2 separate regions of the Homo sapiens genome follow, and region 1 is linked to region 2. A link is a loop called in an ENCODE intact Hi-C map of the cell type or tissue named here. Cell type or tissue: IMR-90. All regions are shown on one strand.

Evidence for each region. A loop is a pair of places that touch in the nucleus more often than their neighbours do. Peaks named below come from ENCODE experiments on the same cell type or tissue, not always from the same donor. Only the 100,000 strongest peaks of a DNase experiment are listed, where the experiment ranks them.
Region 1: a loop joins it to region 2, with 2.5 times the contacts of the local background. A loop is called at or near these places in 2 of 110 quality-filtered maps.

The regions. Positions count from the first base shown.
Region 1 is chr13:37,593,852-37,596,351 of GRCh38, forward strand. The region is part of intron 2 of POSTN (periostin); the gene reads right to left. Among named protein-coding and RNA genes, the nearest start is that of POSTN, 3.7 kb to the right of the region's middle. RefSeq lists an enhancer at 1,137-1,786. In IMR-90, no CTCF peak of the experiment used is centred here; no DNase peak of the experiment used is centred here.
Region 2 is chr13:37,193,680-37,196,179 of GRCh38, forward strand. No RefSeq gene overlaps it. Among named protein-coding and RNA genes, the nearest start is that of CSNK1A1L, 89 kb to the left of the region's middle. In IMR-90, no CTCF peak of the experiment used is centred here; a DNase peak (open chromatin) is centred at 992.

The DNA of each region.
Region 1 (2,500 bases), 400 kb after region 2:
AGTAATTATCTAGGATTTGTAGTCTGGTTTATAACCTTGGATCCTCATTCTTTATTTGTTAATAAAAAATTCCTGGCATGAAATATTGGCTTAAGAATAATAGATAGCTAAAAATACAGACAAAATTAAATGGGAAATACCCACTTCAAGTTATTCTCTAATTTTAATATAGTTTGAAGAATAGTTGGTATTGGAAACATATAAAAGGTATATAGGAGCCTTATGCAAATCATAATAGAGCCTCTAAATAATTTTATTTACATGAGCTCTTGTAAATAAATCTAATTATTGGATGTCAAAAGATTGATTAACAATTGCTTATATATTAGCTTTAGCATATGTTGTAAACAATTTAAAAAATGAGATACAAATGTGCTTAGTCCATAGATTGATAATACTTACTTGAAGTAAAATAGTGAATAGAAAAGGAAATTTAACAAAAAATTATTATTAGCAAATGCTAATATGACAAGGGTCAGTCATAATGTAGAGAATTAATGCAGTAGATGAGATAAAATTCCAGCAGTTCATTGTAATATCATCAGATAATTGAACAATGTGGTTATCTCTGAGCGGATATTTTGAAAAGAAAAAAAAAGCAGTTTTTTTCAGAAGAACATTTATGCTACCCAAAACTCAATGTTCCCATATGGTCAGTAGGGCAAAACAAGAGTAAAAAAAATATTGCTATACATAGCTCTAAACATGAGAAATTTATTTTTGTTTTCAGAATAGTATCTAACATTTCATGAGATGCCAGCTAAAAATATCACAGACATTCTCTAGAGGAAGTTTCCAGAATACTATATTACTAGACCAATATATATTTTGGACAATATCTTGACCCTAGGAAGCTTCACGTTTTTCATTAGGCCTGCTCAGTTTACTTTTCTCAAATCCCCAGAGCAACTGTCAGCTGAAAGGCAAACATTTCTGTCATCTGATCATAAAGTCCTGATGATATCTCTGGAAATTTCAGCAGAAGCAAGCAGATGGCAGACCAGTCAGTCTTCCTGTCAATAGTATTGATTTCTTTGGTTATTTGAAATTAGCATTTACATTTATTTCAGTGCCCAGACGTAACTATGTTTTTGAAAATGAATCTACTTTAGAAAAATAAGCTAATACAATTGAACAAAGGAGACACTGTTACATTTCTGGTTAAAAAAAAAAAAAGCCAGGCTTCAAAGTAGTGATTTTTTTTTTTTTAATGGAAAGCAAGAAAGAATTTTGGCATAGCCTCTGTACAAGCCTTGACATCTCTCATATATTTAGATGGTTAAAGTAAATTTATGGCATTCTTCTCTATCTTCTAGGAAGGATGTAATAAGCATTCTCCCTAACATTTCAGGGTGAAGGTCCTTTCTTATCTAGTTAAGTGTGCATTTCAAATATGCTTCATGGTATCCAAGAATATAAATAACAAAGAGGAAAACTCAGAGCCTTAGAGTCCCTACTGGGGCCTAGCTTGCAGCATGGCAGAGATCATTGTAACAACTGATTGCATTATAATTGTGTGAATGACTCACAAGTCTAGCAGAAGTCTGCACAATAATAGGAATAATGTTCAGGTCAAAAGATAACATCATGTTGAAACTCTATTAAGCCAATGAGCAGGAGATGGTCAGCAAAGTCCTCTGGTGCCCTAGACTTGGTTACCATGTGGAGATGCAACCCAGCTAAGCTTAAATGCCTTGTATACATGGTTCTTACTTAGAAATAAAGACAATCTTGTGCATTTCAAATAGGCATCTGGTCACAACTTCCTTTCCTGTCTACATCTATGCATTTGTTTAAAAGAGTTTAATTTTAAGAACAATTGATATTATGCATTATGGTTACTTAGTAATTTCACATTTATCAATTCATTTTATTTTCTCAGAAACTCTATAATATAGCTATTAAATCCATGTTTTACAGGTAAGTCTACAAGAAGTTAAGTGATTCCATATTTAGTATCTTTTTTTTTTTTTTTTTGAGACAGAGTCTCACTCTGTTGCCCACTCGGGAGTGCAGTGGTGCCATCTCGGCTCACTGCAACCTCCACCTCCTAGGTTCAAGCGATTCTCCTGCCTCAGCCTCCCAAATAGGTGCCTGCCACCACATCCGGCTAATTTTTGTATTTTTTTTTACTAGAGATGGGGTTCACCATGTTGGCCAGGCTGGTCTCGAACTCCTGGCCACAAGTGATCCACCTGTCTCAGCCCCCCCAAAGTGCTGGGATTACAGGTGTGAGCCACCACTCCTGGCCCATGTTTAGGATTTATACCAATATTATTAACTTAGAAATAAGTTTCTAATAAATTATTCCACCCGAACTTAGGGTAACTGAATTTTAATGCTGATGTATTAAGCAGGTTCTTCCTGGGGTCTTTTGATTCTCAAGGGATCCTTCACTGAGGGTGGACTTCAAATTAATAGGAAGCAGGAAGGAGCCACTTGCACTGTTTTCTTGACTGGGGATGACACCTAAACCTTTCTGATTGCATTACTTGCCCTA
Region 2 (2,500 bases):
CCAAGATGGAAAAGGGCATGGGGGATGGAAGAATGAAAGACCAGGATTCACTGGGGTGGCAAAAGCAAAAGCAAAAATGAGGCCATAGAGGGAGCTTAGCACACGACACTTCTATATACCTGGTTGATCATTTCAGTAGAAGAAAGTCATCTCCTCTAATCCACCTCTTTCACATCAGCTCTATCACTTGTATACACTTTTCCCCATACCCATTGACACTGCTCTGGTTTACCACTCCACTGTCTGCAGTGCAGTGAATTCTTGTTCTTTTCTTTTCTTTTTTTGGTTTTTAAAATCTTATTTATTTATTTACCAATACATAATGTTTGTATATATTGATGGGATACATGTGATATTTTGTTCTATGCATAGAATGTGTAATGATCAATCGGGATATTTAGGTTATCCATTACTTTTATCATTTGTTGTTTCTATGTGTTGGGAATGTCTCCAGTAGCTATTTTGAAATACACAATATATGGTTGTTAATTATAGTCACCCTACCCTGCTATTGAACATTAGAACTTACTCCTTTGATGGTTTTTAAAATTCTTTATTGAGATACAATTCACACCCCATTAAATTCACCCATTCAAAGTGCACAATTCAGTGGGTTTCAATATATTCACAACATTGTGCGACCATCACCAAGATCTAAGTTTAGAATATTTTCATCACCTTGAGAAGAAGCTCTTTATGCATTAACAGTCAATCCCCTCTTTCCATAGCTACATCCTCTCCCAGCTCTAGGCAACTTCTAATCTACTTTCTATTTTGTCTGTGTAGATTTGCCTATCCTGCTCATTCCATATAAATGGAATCATATAAAGTGTGGTCTTTCGTGACTGGCTTCTTTCACTTGGCATAACATTTTCAAGGGTCATCATGTTGTAGCTTGTGTCAGTAATTCACTACCTTATATAGCTAAATAATATTCCATTGTAAGAATATAACACATTCTTTTTATCTGTGAATCACTTGGACATTTGGGATTGCTTCCACTTTTGAATCATGCTGCTATGAACATTTGTGACACATTATTGTGTACACATATTTTTATTTATCTTGGATATATACCAAGGAAGAAAATTGGTGGGTAATATGGTAATCTTTTTATGTTTAACCTTTCTGACAAGCTGCCAAACTCTGTTCAAAAGAGTCTTCACTGGCTTTCTCTTCCCAACAACAATGAATGAGCGTTCCAATTTCTTTACCTCTTTACTGGCACTTGTTGTTGTCTGTCTTTTTGAGTATATATCATTGAAGGGTAATGAAGATAAATCATGAAGATAAATTGTAAAACCTCTTATGGTTTGATTTGCACTTCCCTAATAACTAGTGATGCTGAACATCTTTTCGTGTGCTTGTTTTATGTGCATTTGCGTATCTTCTTTGGAGAAGTGTCTGTTCAAATCCTTTGCTCATTTTAAACTGGATTATTAGTCTTATTATTTTAATAATTTCAACTTTTATTTTAGACTCAGGGGTATATGTACAGGTTTGTTACATGGGTATATTGTGTGATGCTGAGGTTTGAGGTATGAATGGTCCTGTCACCCAGGTAGTGAGCAAAGTACCTTATAGATAGGTTTTTAGCCCTTCCTCCCTTCGAACTCCATCCCCTCCAGGAATCCCCAGCGTCTATTGTTGCCATCTTTATGTCCACATGTACCCAATGTTTGGATCCCACTTATAAATGAGAACATACAGTATTTGGTTTTCTGTTCCTGCATTAATTCACTCAGGATAATGGCCTCCAGGTGGATCCATGTTATTGCAATGGACATGATTTTGTTCCTTTTTGTGGCTCTGTAGTATTTCATGGTGTATATGTACCACGTTTTCTTTATCAAATCCACCATTGATGGGCACCTAGGTTGATTCCATGTCTTTGCCATTGTGTATAGTGTTGTGGTTACCATATGAGTATGTGTGTCTTTTTGGTAGAATGAATTATTTTTCTTTGGATATATACTTAGTAATGGGATTTCTAGGTTGAATAGCAGTGCTGTTTTAAGTTCTTTGAGAAATCTTCAAACTGCTTTCTACAGTGGCCAAAATAATCTATTAATATATTCCCATCAACAATGTCTAAGCTTTCCCACTCTCGTCAGCATATGTTATTTTTCGACTTTTTAGTAATAGCCATTCTGACTGGTGTGAGATGGTATGTAATTGTGGTTTTGATTTGCATTTCTCTGATGATTAGTGATGTAGAGTGTTTTTCATATATTTGTTGGCTGCATGTATGTCTTCTTTTCTGAAGTGTCTGTTCATGTCCTTTGCCTCCTTTTTTTTTTTTTTTTTTTTTGAGACAGAGTTTCGCTCTTGTTGCCCAGGCTGGGGTGCAATGGCGCGATCTCGGCTCACCTCAACCTCCGCCTCCTGGGTTCAAGAGATTCTCCTACCTCAGCTCCTGAGTAGCTGGGATTACAGGCATGTGCCATCACGCCCAGCTAATTTTTTGTATTTTTAGTAGAGACAGGGTTTCTCCATGTTG